2 separate regions of the Homo sapiens genome follow, and region 2 is linked to region 1. Evidence: chromatin loops called from intact Hi-C (ENCODE). Cell type or tissue: PC-3. All regions are shown on one strand. Each heading gives the region's core, and the rest is flanking DNA. Links, peaks and the distances in the headings are about the cores only. Region 1 overlaps LOC105369853 (a long non-coding RNA gene). Region 2 overlaps LINC02464 (long intergenic non-protein coding RNA 2464).

Evidence for each region. A loop is a pair of places that touch in the nucleus more often than their neighbours do. Peaks named below come from ENCODE experiments on the same cell type or tissue, not always from the same donor. Only the 100,000 strongest peaks of a DNase experiment are listed, where the experiment ranks them.
Region 2: it touches region 1 in a loop (5-fold over the local background); 2 of 110 quality-filtered maps call a loop at or near these places.

Annotation. Positions count from the first base shown.
Region 1 is chr12:77,147,562-77,155,907 of GRCh38, forward strand. It overlaps LOC105369853 (a long non-coding RNA gene), which reads left to right. Exons shown (of 5, transcript XR_945118.2): 5 at 4,460-4,543. Among named protein-coding and RNA genes, the nearest start is that of E2F7, 86 kb to the left of the region's middle. In PC-3, for the core only: CTCF peaks have their summits at 5,220 (motif pointing right) and 5,420; a DNase peak (open chromatin) is centred at 3,640; H3K27ac peaks cover 361 bases.
Region 2 is chr12:77,296,975-77,305,320 of GRCh38, forward strand. All of the region lies in intron 2 of LINC02464 (long intergenic non-protein coding RNA 2464), which reads right to left. Among named protein-coding and RNA genes, the nearest start is that of LINC02464, 16 kb to the right of the region's middle. In PC-3, for the core only: no CTCF peak of the experiment used is centred there; a DNase peak (open chromatin) is centred at 3,447; H3K4me3 peaks cover 777 bases; H3K27ac peaks cover 1,668 bases.

The DNA.
Region 1 (8,346 bases), core at 282-8,281:
TCCTTGGAACAATTTATTTTTAAACTTCTCAGCCACCACAGTCTCCTACTTTTCTTCCTGTTTCGTCGATCCTTTCCTTCTCAACTTCCTTTCCTGACTTCCCCTGCTCTACTTCACCTCAAATTTTGGGGTACTCCAGGATTTGTGTCTGGCCCTTTTCTACTCTCTGCATACATTTTCTCCAGTAATTCCATCTCAATCACTTTCTAAGTGATTTCATCCAGCTTTGTAGCTTTAAAATATCACTCATGATTAACTCCCAAGTGTATACACCTGGCCCACACATGGATTCCCTACTGCCTATGTGCCCATGTAACAGGCATCTCAAATAGCCCAGCAGGCAGGGGACTGGACACAGTACTAATTGCAGCCTGTGCCCTATTTTTCAACCACTCTGGCAATACTGGTGAAGGAATGAATAATAATAATAACAATATTCAGTGCTTACTTTGTCCTGGGTACTTTACATATAAAAATATTTAATCCTCATAGCAAATCAATTAGGTAACATCATTATTTTCATCTCTGATTTACATAAGAGGAAATCGAGGCTCAGAGAGGTTCAAGCCCAATGGGCAGGGCCAGTGTTTGAATGGAATAATCAGAAATTAGCAAACATTTTTTGTAAAGGGTCCATTCATAAATATTTTCAGCTGTGTGGTGCATTCTGCCTCTATTGCTATAACTCACATTTGCTCTTGTAGTGTGCAAAGCAGTCACAGACAATATGTAAATGAACACAAAGTTGTGTTCCAGTAAAACTTTATTTATGAAAACCAGTGGTGAGTCACATTTGACCCACATGTGACCCACTACCTGATTTCATTAATAAAGTTTATGAAACTTTATTTATGATTGTAATAAAGTAGTAGATTGCCAACCACTGCTTGAAACCATTATTCTTGTATTGCTTGGATTAAATGAATGACTGAACAAGTGAAAGGACCAATGAATGAATGAATGACTCCTCTTTGGTCTCCTCAATCCTCTCATGGGTATTCAGAAGATTGTTACAGAATCACATTACTACCAAGGGTGAAAACACCACAATCTGTCTTTAGGGTGAAATGAGGAATACATGAATGACAAACCTTACAGGTTTACTGTTTCGGCTCCTGAGTTGGGTCAGGTCAGCAGTGTTCTAGCTCCCTGAGGCTCTACTTCTATGACAAAGAACTGCAAACTATAACTTTCTATTTGGGGATCCTTTTCCCCCTAGGGGAAAATATATGTGAAAAGAGCTTGAAATGATTGTGGAAAGAGCTTGACTTTGGAGTTAGACTAAGTTCACATATCATGAGCTTGACTTGGAGTTAGACTAAGTTCACATATCATTTTTTTCCCGCTTTTTAACTTCTCTGAGGTTCCATTTCCTGATCTGTAAAATAGGGATAAGAATACATATGCTGCAAGATTGTATCAGTACTGAAAGGGGTTAGGGTTCATTTGCCCAGCATAGTGTCTTGATCTGGTAGGTCCTAATCACAAATAGTAGCCACCGTCGTTAAGTCCTATCATAACCCTTTAATAACCACTTTAAGGGACAGCAGTATGTAGGGCTGCTCAGAAAGCAAAATGTCTGTCTAGAGTGAATTTAATTACAACATCAACTTGCATCCTCACAGCAGCAACTTCACATGGGGATTGTTCGTCTGCACTGGTGGATTTCTGATCTCTAGTAGCGCTGAGGTAAATGTACAAGGCTCTAAAGTTCCCATAAGCACATTTTCTCAGGTCAGTCTTTGCCATTTAAATGCAAAGCATGCAATCCTCCCTCCCTCAACACACACACCAGAGAATTTCTCTATTTATTATGTTTTACGTTAATTTGCCATTGTTTGGGAGTACACAAGGTGTGACAGCCTGATTACTAAGTCAGATTGTATATGTGTGTGTGTGTGTGTGTGTGTGTGTGTGTGTGTGTGTGTGTATTTGAGATGGAGTCTCCCTCTGTCACCCAGGCTGGAGTGCAGTAGTGCAATCTTGGCTCAATGCAACCTTCACCTCCCAGGTTCAAGCAATTCTCCTGCCTCAGCCTCCTGAGTAGCTGGGATTATAGGTATGTGCCACGACACCTGGCTAATTTTTGTATTTTTAGTAGAGACGGGGTTTCACCATGTTGGGCAGGCTGGTCTCGAACTCCTGACCTCAAGCGATCCACCTGCCTCAGCCTCCCAAAGTGCTAGGATTACAGGAGTGAGCCACCCTGCCTGGCCAGATAATATTTTTTTATTACAAAATAACACCGGGATAAGTGCTATTGTTACTTTCAGCTTCTCCTCTTTAATATTGAAATTCACTCAGAAGTTAATTGGTTGACAGAAGAGCTAATCACCCAAGAGGAGTGTTTGAGCAAGGGTATTCTTCCTCTGGTGGTTGGCTGTGAGGCTGGGGAGGAAAGCATTACAGGTGTTTTCCATGGTTGCCAATTTCCCTAATGTCTTGGGTGCTGCAAACTGATTTTCCTCTGCCAGCACTTTTAGTTTACAAGATGATTCTTGCATAAAACCCTGCTGGTTACATTTATGAGAACATATGCAAAATTAAACCAGTGACCCAGTAGTCAAATAAAATTTCCCATAAATTGTTGAGCTTGTTCTTTGCTTTTCTTAAAGCAAATGAGCACTTTGTCTATTAATTTTCCAAATAAATGCTCTTGTAACAAATATAAGCTTTATGGGTCCAGAATGGGGTGCAAGCAACAAAACTGCACCCTCCCAGTGAGATCAAAGACCTCCCTCTGTTTACTGGACACAGGTTAGGGCCCCCATGCCTGGTTCTACTAACACAGGCCCAGCATCTGTGGCAGCACCTCGGGACATTGCTTACTACGCCAGGGCTCAGAATAAATTGGACATAAGGTCTCATGATAATTTCACTTCACCCAGGCAGGACTCAGGTAGAACCTGCTCCATATGGTGACTTGTGTTAAGCAAATAAGATGCCTTATTTAGCACCAACAGGAGCCTCTGCATTTCTTCCTGGGTGCACTAGTAAAGAACACAGATGTCAGTCAACACTCTGTTAAGATACTGGGGGAAGAGAGAATGAGAATATAAATGCATAGAATGTCTTTAATTGTGCTATCCAACCAGATTTTTCACAGAACTTTTGGCTCATGGTAAAATCTTGGGATTCTACCATTCTAGTCACTTTTGAGGAGTTCTTGCATTTGTTGTTACCACCATCATCATTATCAATCATTTAATGAACTAACCTGTAAGGTGTTATGGCAGGAACTGTGGAGGATCCCCAAAAAGAAATAGGAGACATAATCCTTGCCAGAGATCCCATCCTCACCTAGGAATGGCCATTGCTGAGTGGGGGCTGGGGAGGCTGCAGGAAGATGATAGTGAGAAGGGAGCTCTTTAGCTCCTTGAACTCAGATAATTTGGGATTTTGGGACATATCTCCAAGAATCCTATTTACGCAGAACACACATATCTCTTTGGAGACCTGGGTGGGGAAAAGGGGACTGTGGTACTGGTGAGTCAGGGTTCTAAGCCCTTGAGTATTTCTAAGGCTGTTGAATGAACACCAAAGTGAAAGAAATATCTCTAGTGTGAGGCAGCATATCCCGTGTATGTAGGTGTGCCCATGGGTGGCACCCAGCAGGAAGCTACATTCTGGCATTTGCTATCTGGCATTTGAGTCTATACCTGATGGTTAGGGACTAGCCTACTGCAAACAATGCTTTGATCATGAATCAGCCTCAAGTTGGCCTGGGGCCTTTTCCTTCATTCAGTTTTTCATAACATTTCCTACATCTCGCACAGAAAGATAAGACTTTCAGGTGCCTTTTACAGCAGGGAGCTGATGTGCTCAAGCACAAGAGTAGAACGTTTCCCAGCCGTTCACCCTTAGAACTAACTTTGAAATGACAAGTTCTTTCTTTTTTTTCATTTTTTCTATCTCAGCATTTATAATACTTCCTTGCACTTCTGATTTTAATCTTTCTAATAGATTATACACTTCTTGAGGACAGGAACTATACCTGTTTTCTCTGCTGTATATTCTGATTTTGACCTTCTTTCTAATAGATTATAAACTTCTTGAGGACAGGAACTGTACCTCTTTTCTCCACTGTATAGACCCAGTGCCTAGTAGAGGGGAATCCTCTTCCTCCCATTCAGTATGAATTAGCATTTAGGAAGCCTTCCCAGAATATGTAAAGGAGGCACTTCAGCCCCATTCTCCCCGATTCTTCTCGACAAGTGAATATTTCTACATTAGGACATGCAATTAAATGTGCACATGTACCCTAAAACTTAAAGTATATTAATAATAAAATTAAAAAAATCAATCAATAAATAAAAATAAATAGATAAAAATTAAATGTCAGCATGAATTGAGGAAACAAGGAATGCATTGATTCTTGATTCTAAAATTATCATATGGCAATAGCATGGCTTTGCTTTCATAGTAAGCTTGATTAATATTAATCAGCTTCTCTCTCCAGAATGCATTTCAATTAATGGAAGGAGAAGAAACTCTCAAGTGTATTGGATGAGGGACAAACTGGACTGTTAACGTTTCAACTGAAGAATTTACAAGTATGTGAAAATCTACACTATATATGCCTTGATAGAATACATGTTTACTATTTTCAATATTTATTGGCTGTTTACAGTGTGCCAAATAGTTTCTTGACAGGATGTTCCCTGAATAAGCCTATAATTTACTTTAGGTGTTTGACTATGGATGTAATTTAATGTGACAGGACAGAAAAATGACTCCATTAATCAGATTGATGTATTTGTAAATTAAAATAAATAAATCAGGATTTATGCTCCTATAGTACATTTATTATAAATAAATATTAGGAGTCTACATGTAGACTACATTAAAATAATAAATATTTTAAAGAAAAGGTCATACAAAAAGTTCACTTTCAAGTTATTTAGCTTACAGAGTTTGTCCTAAATCTTCCCATAACTAAAGAATATATTCAATATGTAGGTTGTGTTTTCTTTGGAATTTGTTGTGTTAAATGATTAGTAATTGAAACAGTACAGAACTTCCTTTGCTTTGAAGTATGTATATGTCTGGGCATATTTCTGCTGTCGTAGTTTAGAGTGATTTTTCCCCCCTTTGTTCTTACATGATTACTGCAGAATTTTTTTTTTTTAGTAAGAGAAGCTGGTTGCAAGTCCAGCAATAAAGTAGGCAAAGTAGAACTTTCAGTGAAAAACAAAATTCGCTTCTATGTGATTGACCAGAAGGAGGCTCCCTTCCACCTCAATGTGTAAAGTTAGAACAAAAGCTTCTAAACTTACATCTTCCCAGGCAGCTTTAGTTTTTCCCAAGCTGTATCTGTTGTTGGGGGTGGTAGGAGGGGGCACCCTGAAATTTTCCCTGGAGGAACAGAATTTAAAGATGCATCACTGGCAAGAAGGCTTCAGCAATTGCAAAGTACCCTACCTTCTACCAGCTCCTTCACATAATTTTCTCTCTTGGTTGAATAACTATGGAAGTAGAATGATACTTACTAGAGACTGGCAACAGTGTATGGGGGAGGGAGAAGGGATCAAGAAAGGTTGGTTAATGGGCACAAACATGCAGTTAGATAAAGTTCTAATTTTGGATAGACTAGGGTAACTACAGTGAAGAATAATGTATTGTATATTTCAAAACAGCTAGCTGAGAGGACTTGAAATGTTCCCAACACATAGAAATGATAAATGCTTGAGGTGATGGACATTCTAAATACCCTGACTTGATCAATACATATTCTGTGCATTTAACAAAATATCACAGGTACCCTATAAATATGTGCAAATATTATATATCAATTAAAAAATGAAATTCTCCTCACTAACTTTGAATATCACATTATTCCTTAACTTTGTTGCTACAGTATTGTTTTTTCAAACTTGTTCTTGAATCTCTAATACAATATTTTAAAAATTAATTTTTTGGAATGAATCAAAGCAGTTGGATTTTAAAAAACATATAGTTGCGGCTGCTACTTACCTATTTGTGTTAGTCTCTGTATCTATAAGAAACACTTCTCGTGTTTGTAACATAGGATAATCACAATTCACTCCAAATGCTCTAATTACATTGCATTTTCCAATGAAGAAGATACCAGGAGATTCTGAATGTTGAACAGTAAGTCCAAAATCTTTGGAGAGTAAAGAGGGATGTGAAGATGCACTCGTCACTGCAGGCACATTGTCCACCATAAGATGTCACGAGATCATTTTCAATCAATTAATCTTCCTGTTGTTGTCCTTCATGGTCAAGAAAGGCAATTTGTGTGTTTATTGCAAAAACAGCATTGTTGCTCTTTTGAAAAGCCTTGCCCTTTAACAACAGAGCAGAGCTGGTTATGAAATAGCCAACTGTGACTAATTTTGGAGGAGTAACATCTCAAATAAATTGTCTTCTGGAGATGCTGATGGAGTCAGTGAACAGCAGAATGATGATGAGTTTATCTGTGCTAATTGTGCCTTTGAGGGTTTGTTCATACGCAGGGTACAGAGCAGATTGGTGCTGTACTTTAAACCTCTGATTGGCATGAAGATTCTGGTTTTGGAGAACTATGGAAGGAAGAATAATGTTCCCCAAGGATGTCTGTACCAAATCCCTGCAACTTATGAATATGTTACATTACATGGCAAAAAGAGCTTTGCAGAGGTAATTAAGGTGTGGTATTAAAATGGAGAGATTATCGGGGGGGACTCAATTTAATCACATAATTTTTAAAAGCAGAGAATGTTCTCCAGATGGAGGAAGATGTAGTGGAAAGAAGGGTCAGAGAATTCAGAGAGTGACAAGTATTTGATGCACTCTTTCTGATTTTGAGATCTAAGGGGTCACATGTGAGGACTGGAGAGAAGCCTCCAGAGCTAATGATGGCCACTGATTGAGGGCCCGCAAGGAAACAGGGACCTCAGTCTTACATCCCCACAGAACTGAATTCAGCCAACAACATGAATTAGCTTGGATTAAATTTTCCCTCAGTACCCCCAGTAAAGAATGTAGCCCTGCCAACATCTTGATTTCAGCCTGCTAGTACTCATGTTAGATGGATACCCTACAGAAACTGTGATAATAAATTTGTGTTGTTTTAAGTCACTAAATTTGGGTATTTTGTTACAGTAGCAGTAGAAAACTAAAACATGGGAAATGTTTTGAGGGAAATGATGCTTATATTGCATTATTACTTTGCTGTAGACTATTATGATAAACCATGGCTTTGTGAATTCAGTTCAATGACTCTAGGCTTTAGCCATGCAGTATTAACAAATGGGATATTAACAATATTAACAAATGGGATAAAAACCAAGACTTTACAAATGTGTTAGTTTCCTATTTCTGTTTTAACAAATCACACAAACTTACTGGCTCAAAACAAAATAAAAGCATTAATTTATAGTTCTGTAGATCAGAAGTGTCATTGGGCTAAAATCAAGGTGTCAGCAGGGCTGCATTCTTTCTGGAGGCTGTAGGGGAGAATTTCATTGTCTTGTTTAGCCTCTAGAGAATGCCTGTATTCCTTGGCTTGTGGCCCTTTCTTCCACTTTCATTTTCAAAATCAGCAGCATAACGTGGACAAATGTCTTACTTCTACCTCCCTCTTATAAAATATTTTTTTGATTGCATTATTGGGTCCACCTGGATAATCCCAGACACTCTCCCCGCCTCGCCTTAACTTAATCACATTGCAAAGTGCCTTTTGCTATTTAAGGTAACATATTCATAAGTTTGGAAGTTTTAGAGCATAGATGTCTTTGGGGGGGCCTTTATTTTATTTTATTCTGCTTACCACAGTAAGTGTTTGCATGTTGGGTTAATACTGTTGAAATACTCACTATTACAATGCTCTTTCTTGGAACCAAATTGCTGTGCTGTGAGAATTTAAGTAACAACGTACAATGGCCTCTATAGAGTAGAAGAACCAAGACCTCTTGCCAACACATCCAACTGAGCTCCCTACCAGCAGCCAACAGTAGTGCCTACTATATAAGTGAGAGCACTGTAGACCTTCCAGCTAGCTCATTGCCCCAGTCATCAGCACAGAAGCCGAAATGTCTAGTCAACACACAGAACCATGAGAGATAATACATGTTTGTTGTTATTTTAAGCTCCTGAATTTTGGGAGTAGTGTGTTATACAACAAAGAATACTTAAAATAACACTGTAGCCTGTTTTGTAAGTGAGCTAACTATTAGAAATTAAAGAATTCTGCTTAGAGTAATATAGGTTCTTCTATCACATATTCAGGATTAAATTGATGACATAGGTCAAAATATGTAAAGTCCTTAGCACAGGGAATGGGCACATAGCAAGTTCGCTGAGATATTAGTTACTTTTTCCCAGACAATCTTTTTGCTGCAGAGA
Region 2 (8,346 bases), core at 166-8,165, 150 kb after region 1:
ATCCTGAAGCCAAAAGACTTGGCTTGGATCCACCCACCCATTCATTCATTCATTCAGTCATTCACCATCGACTGTCTGCCTGGGTTTTAGTCTGCAGGATGCTTGGCAGTGAGGGTATTAAAGCAAGAAGGTAATAGTCTCTCTTTTCCAGAAGCCAAAAACTAAGGGATGAGAAAGACACACTAATCTGGGTGATCCTAGACAAATAAGGGAAACAGAGAGATTCTGTTTCCTTGTCTTTTAATTGGCAGTAACAGTAATAGTAACAATAACAATCTCCTAGGGTCAAACTGAGGAGGTGGGAAAAAAAAAATGAGGTTGACATAAAGCTCCTTTTGGGTATCCCAGATAGGTAACTAAGAAGCATCTGCTTAACAAAGTCTTTTTTTCCCCCCCGAAACAAGGGGTGGAGCTGAAAAATATACTTGGGAAAGATCTCTAGGGAAAAGCTGGTGGTCTTTCACCCTCCTCTTCCACAGTGAATAGAGAAGAGATTGCCACTGTGTTGTGAATCTCTCCCGTTTTTTGCCTCTTGTCTCTTGCCAATGGTTAGAGCTGGGGTTACTTCAGTGCTTTGGAAGTTTCTTTAGGAAGAAGACCATTGGTTTTGCTGTAGAGGGAATGGAGCTGGGTTTGAATTCTGGTTGCACTTATCAGCTGTTTGACTTTGGGCAATATTTAGTATTTCCTGAAATCTGTTTGCTATCATAAAATGGGGTATTGGAGCATCTGCATGCTTTGGCTAGAAGAGATAGATACGTGAATTATTTCTCTTAGCCCTGCCAGTAACTCTCTTTTATTTAGCTGGGGTCGATTTGAGAGAAGGCCTAAAATATCATCTGATACTTCTTAAATTTCCACCAGCTATGGAGTATAAAATTACACAAACATTGGGAAATTCTTCTCCTATGAAATAAATACACACTCCCTTATGATCCAGATTGATCCCCCCGCAAATAAAAGTATGTTCACACAAAAACTTCACATGAATGTTCAGAGGAGCTTTATTCACAATATCCTTAAACTGGAAACAACCCAAATTCACCTGCCTATCAACAGGATAGAATGGATAAACAAATGGTATATCCATACAATGGTATACTATTAGACAGTAAAAAGTAAAATACTGACTGCATTTGAAACAACATAGATGAATCTCAGACATACGGTATTAAGTGGGAAAAATAGACACAAAAAAGTACTGTATGATGCCATCTATATGAACTTCCACAACAGGAAAAACTGATTTCTGCTGATAGAAATCAGAATAGTGGTTGTTTCTGGGAAGTTTAGAATGGACTGGAAGCAGGCATGAGGGAGCTTTTTGGGGTGGTTGTATGAATGGATATCATATCATCAAATTTTATACTTAAGATTTGTGCATTTTCTTGTATTTCAAGTTTACTTCAATAAAAATACGTCCACCAATGAAAGACCCATTCAGCTTGGCAAGTTAAAGCTTCTGGAAGAATAAGCAGGAAGCATAGAAATCATTCTCGTCTTTTGCGTGAATTAGCTTAATCAATTGCTGTCTTGACAAAGAGAAATCTGTTTACAGCAACCTGAGAATTGGAGAATTATGCTGAAACTCTAAAAACAAATATTTTCAATATATACATATATGGATCTAGAGATCAGCCTAAGACATATTTGCAGTAGTGGGTCTCATCTGAGAAGTGTGTGTGTTCGCCAGGAGAATGAGCTTCTCATATTGCCAATTGCAGGGAGCATCATTGACTAAGGACTCCAATTGCTGGACTCTGAAATTCATCACCCAGTTTGTGCTGAGGCCACATTTCCCACAGCATGCGCCTGCCAATGACTGGGCGCAGCTGGGTTACTGAGGCAGACCTGTCCAATTAGAGATGAGGGCTTCCTTTGAGAGGCAACTTTGGCTTGAGGACTTCTCGCCTTCCACTATCTCTATCCCCACAGCCTCACCAAACGTTCTTAGAATGTACTAGACACTAAGATACATCCATCCAATCTTTCTCTCTCTCTCCTTCACTTGTGGTCAGACCTGCATCAAGATCTGACTGTCCTCCCAGCTTCTGCCCCTTTTCTCTTGCAGGTAGATCCCTGGTGCATGTCTTACATGTATCATTCTGTTTTGGTATTTGCTTCTTGAAGGATCTGACTGAAAACATGTGTGTGCAATGTGCGTGTGTGGGTGGAGGGAGGGAATCAGAATCAGGCCACATTTTCTAACCACACCCAACCCTCTTGTCCATCTTTGCTGGACACTCATGGGCGTGCAGCAGCCATAGCATTCAGGCACCTTGGCAAGATTACAAAACATTTGCTAGGCCTTCTCATGCTCCTTTTTATAATAAATCTATAGCAAAAAGCACAAAGCAGCTGTAGCCCAGGAACAGTTCTAGTGCCATTCGTAATATTAATACTTGTGATACTACTACATATCATGATACTATTAGAACTAAACCTTCACTGCTTTGAATCTTGCCTAATTTCTTTCAGGCCCTGTGTTAGTTCCTAAAGTTGTAATGTGCAGCTTTATTATGATCTAGTATAAATCTGAATCTGACCTACGAATATCTTTAGATTTTTTTCTTTAATAGGTAAGATCATTAACAACCTTACCCTTAAAAATCAAAGTAATGGTAAGAGTTGAGTGATCTCTCAAAATATATCATAGAGAATGCTGCGAATATTTTATCTTTGAAGGAAGAGATTTGTCATTTGGAATCTGATTTTAAGAAGATACATTATTTTGCTCTGAGAATAAAACTAAAAAGGCATTTACAAAGTTTGATTGAGCTGACTATGATACACAGGACATTAAGGGCAAGATTTGCTGAATATTATTCATTAGCAATATATTTTTTAAAATAGGCTTCTTTTACCATGTAGTGAGATGTTGCCTACTGGGTCTAAAAAATGTAAAATCTACTCAGAAGATTTGGCATAGGTTAGGGTTAATCTTGTCAGAGACTGTGGTCTAATACAAAAATGTGAGAACTTTATGATTAAGTAAGAATGATTTGTGCTTTGGTGAAAAGGGCTTTCTTTAAAGGGAGACTTCAGTATACATAAAATATTTCCGAAAAGATCCGCTTAAAGCTATTAACACAGATTGCTTCCCAGGACTGGGACAGAGACTTGGGCTTGGTAGGAAACTTACTGTTTGCATCCTATGCCCCTACATGCTGTTTAAACAAATTTCAAACCATGTGACTATGTTACCTTTTAATAAATAAAAAATGTTCAGATAAAATCTAGGACATGTGACAAAAGATATAATAAGGATATAATTTGGAGAATACAGCTTACGGTTGTAAATGAATATAAGAAAAATAAGCAAGTGACTGGCCATCTTCATGTGAGCCTTTGGAAGGCAGAGTATGACTACTGCAAGAGAAATCAAGAAGGAGATTGTTCAGTTATGATATATTTAAAAAGGCTTTTTATACACATCATGGTTGTAATTCTATAAGTGAGTCATTTGGTGTCAGCTGGTGATTCATAACTTACTGGATATTCTGGTTAAAATGTCAACATCGCTTAGAATGAAAATGCAGAGGTATCAAAAAATCAAATGTAATATTTTAGGGGAAATCAGCAGACCATTACTCTGTGACCAAGCTCTGTTAAGTGAGCATTATCTCATGGTGTTTTTGCAGAATCAGTCTTGGTATATGAAAGTGTGATTAATATTGTGCACTATGAAAGCTAATGCTCTATATTTTTGTTCATGGCTCTATAACCACAGATTTTTAAAAAATTAACATGCAACACATACAGGGAGGAATTTTAAAGGACACTTACACATTGAGAAGGAACTTTATTATATGGCTTTATGGAGTTCTATGTTTGTTTTCTTTCACGGGGTGTCAGAAAATCTTGTTGATATTAGAAGCCTACAGCTGAGTTTTAAAAAAATCAACATAAGGATTTGAAAATCCAGCTATGTTCTCTTTTGCTTTTCAATTTCCCACCAGAATTCCCTGTAAATTTTATGGTTCATACAGCAGGAGGCAAGTCAGGTGGTTCTTTTCACCATTCTGCAACAGACCCAGTGGAGGAAGGTCCTGAACATAGACTCAAAGGTTATTTTAGTAAATCTGTAACTCACTGACTTTAGCAAATTTGCCCTTAATCTCTGTGTCTCATATTCTGACTTGTATCCTCCTATTTTCTAGAACATTTATGAACTTAATGTGATGATAGATTATCCAGAAAGTGTTTTGACTTCTTAGGAAAAACAGTATGATCTATGTAGTGAGTTGAATGGTGGCTCCCCAAAAAACACCTCTAACTGGACCACCTAGAAACTGTGATGAGACTTTCTTTGTAAGATGAGATCATGCTGGATTCTTTGGTGGGTCCTACACTCAATGACAAGTATCCTTATAAGAGACAGAAGAGGCAGGGACACAGAAGAGAAGTCCATGTGAAAATGGAGGCAGAGATTCGAGTTATCCAGCCACAAGCCAAGGAAACCCTGGAGTCACCAGAAGCTGGGAGAGGCAAGGAAGGATTCCCCTCTGGAGCTTTTGGAGGGAATGTGGCCCTGCTGACACCTTGATTTCACTCTGTCCTCCAAAACTGTGAAGAAAAAAACATCTCTTGTTTTAAGCCACCAAGTTTGTGGTAATTTGTTACAGCAGCTACAGAAAACTAATACACTTTGATTCGAAGTACTCATTGCTATCTGACCTTAAATCATATGATCAAGCACAGGAAAGTTATTTATGAAAAGTTATATAGGTACTAGTATATATAGTATATAAGGGGGCGGGGGTGAGCCGGGCGCAGTGGCTCACGCCTGTAATCCCAGCACTTTGGGAGGCCGAGGTGGGAGGAATGCTTGAGACCAAGAGTTCACGACCAGTCTGGGTAACATGGCAAAACCCTGTCTTCATAAAAAATACAAAAATTAGCTGGGCATGGTGGCATGCACCTGTAGTCCCAGCTACTCAGGAGGCTGAGGTGGGAGGATCACTTGAGCCCAGGAAGTTGAGCTGCAGTGAGCCATGATTGCACCACTGCACTCCAGCCTGGGCAACAGGAATGAGACCCTGTCTCAAAAAAAAAAAAAAAAAGAAAAGAAAAGAAAAGAAAAAGTGGTGTGATTTATGACAGATTCTCAGCTGGGGGCAATTTTGTCCCCCAAGAGACATTTGGCAATATCTAGAGGCATTTTTCTTGTCACAATATAGGGGGATGTGCTACTAGCATCTGGTGGCTAAAGCCAGGGATGCTCTAAACATCCCACAATGCATAGGGAAGTTCCCCTAAAACAAAGAATTATCCAGTCTATAAAGTCAATAGTGCTGAGGTTGAGAAATCCTTGTGCACGAGAAAGCCTATAGCACTGTGTGATTAAAACCTTAGCTCTGCCATGAATTTGTGAGCAAGACAATTTATCCTGGGAAGTAAACCTTTTGAAGCTTTAGTTTTCTCATCTGTAAAACACGTTGATACCTGCCAGGCCTTTTTAAAGTTTCAAAAAGATAAAGTCGGTCAAGGAATTTTATACTTTAAGAATCCTTTAATAGTAACAACATGATTTCATTATTACTATTCCTATGTCTTTAATGCAAACAAAAGCAAATCTTTGATTTTTAGTTAATATCGTAGGAAGTCCACAATAGCGAAGTTCACTGAGCCACAGGGGAGCCACTTTTATACTTTTATGGTTATTATCTCCCATAGAATAGTTCTCAGAAATTTCATGAGTATTATTGTTTAATGATGTTTTTCAGTGGCAAGGATACTCTGGAGGTACTCATAAAGTTTCTCTGGGGAGCTTATAGTTTATGTCAGATAAATAACAAAATCGAAGCCAAATGGAGAGTTGAAATTTTAAAGTAATACGCACGGTAAAAGCAGGGCTAGCACTATGTAGCCTTTACAGTGATTTTGGTATTTTTTTTCCTAATGGTTATTAAAACAACCCCATGAAGCTAGTTGACAAGTGCTGTCTTCATTTGACTTAGGGGCAAACTGAAGCCCAGAGCAGCAAATGTGCTTAGACAGCAAATGGCAGGGCTATGATTAGAACTCAGATGTTCTGCTTGTTCCACTACGAGGCGTCTGCAAACACCAGCACGTTGAAATAGGGTTTTAGTAATGATCACTGGAGTATGTCATGAAAAGTGAATATTTATTTGAAACTCAAAGGCAAAAATTCTTTGATAGGCATTTCTAGGAAGAAAATTTTAGTTATAATACAGAATGTGAGAATTAAACTTGTTTCAGAAGCAGGCTGGGAAAATTCCTATGATGCTCAATCCCAGGCCTTCATCTAAGAATTTTTATTGAACACCTAAAGTATAGAAAATGGTGTTCTAAATGCTGTAGGAAGGGCAGAGGCGAGAAGAAATAAACATGATGTGTAATTCAGAAGGGTTGTATACTAAGAGAAAAACAAATCTTTTAAATCAATTTATGCCAAAATGTAATGGCATATATTGATTATTGATTAGTGGCAAAGAAGGAATACATTAAAGCAGGGGTTCCCAACCCTCAGGCCACAGACTGGTACTGGTTTGTGGTCTGTTAGGAACTGGGCCGCACAGCAGGTGAGCAGCAAGTGAGAGAGAGAGTGAAGCTTCATCTGTATTTCCAGTCGCTCCCCATCACTCACATTACCACCTGAGCTCTGCCTCCTGTCAGATGAGTTGTGGCATTAGCTCCTCACAGGAGCATGAATCCTATTGTGAACTATGCATGTGAGGGATCTAGTTTGCATACCGCTTATGAGAATCTAATGCCTGATGATCTGAAGTGAAACAGTTTCACCCCAAAACAGCCCCTCTGCCACCATGCCCCACATGTCCGTGGGAAAATAGTCTTCCATGAAACTGGTCCCTGGTACCAAAAAGGTTGGGGACTGCTGCATCAAAGAGACAATTTACCAAAAATAAGATTCATTCAATACTAGTCCATTGAGACAGTTCTTTAAAAAGTGAGGGGTTCTTTTTTGGTGAAACAAGTATGGAGAAGACATTGTATCCACTGATTCTAAAATGGTGTGTGTGTGTATGTGTGTGCGTGTGAGTGTGTCTATAAGCAGCAGGTGTGACATAGCTGTACTTGTCTACATATCAGTGAACATAGTTATTATTCTTGGAATAATGAAAACTTCTGGATGCTTCAGTCACTTTACAGACCATTTGAGTCCTTGCCTGATCTCTGGAAACTTCTTTGACATCTTCTAGTCAAGAAAGTGCCAATATCAAAACTTCCATAATAGATACAAGTAGCTTGAGATGATATTATAGGGACCATAGTAAAACACTCTTAAATATTGTGTCAGCAGTGCTCTTGATGACACCAAAAAATATTGTATAAAAAATGATAGCGAATCTTAGTTTGAAAAGTTATTCAGAGAGTCAGATTCTAAATGTGAAATTTTGTTAATACTGTAATCAATTACCTTTGCCTTTTTATATATGCATGTGGCTGATACACAACGAAACTCTACCTATAAGTTTGCAGCACTGTCAGTATTTAAAAAATTATAAATGACTAATAAAACATCATGTCATATTTGGTATTATTATTTCTTACTTAACAATACTCAAAATGATATATCTTAATAGTATTATATGACAATTTAAATTCAATGAATATATTTACCTCTTGTAATGCATGGAAGGATATATACCTCTACATATCAGCATACAGAAATGCTAATAATTATGATATTAGAGGCCCTAAGTTTTACAGTAGAGAAGTAGATTAATTTTTATATACATTTTATGATAATCCTTCTACTATAAAATGTATGTCTTGTATGACTTAATTTTATATTTCTAATATCAGTTCATAATACAACTTTCATAAAGACATGCAATATATGCCTACATTAGAACTATGTTAACTTCTAAAACTGTTTTTGAGATAAATATTTACTTTCTTTAAATAAGAAGGATTATTTTAATTATTTTCAAAGGCAGGTACTCTAATCAACCAACATTATTCATGTCCTTAACTTACTATAGGTCAGTTCATAATAAATTAGGCATTTGAAAGAAATTCTTTGAAATTAGATTTCAAAGATTAAATAATTTGATTAAAATTATTTTAATTAGATTACCACTTGACTGAAATAAACAACATATGTGTTAGAGTAGCAATAGCACTTAGGATGGTTAGTTTTATGTGTCAACTTGACTGGGTCATAGGGTACCCAGATATTTGGTCAAACATTATTCTGGGTGTGTTTGTGAGGATGTTACTGAATTAGGTTAGCATTTGAGTTGGTAAACTGACTAAAGCAGATTGTTCCCCCTAATGTGTGTGGCCCTCATCCAATCAGTTGAAGGCCTGATCCAACAAAAAGGTGGAGGGAACTCCTCCTCCCTGGCTGCTTGAGAT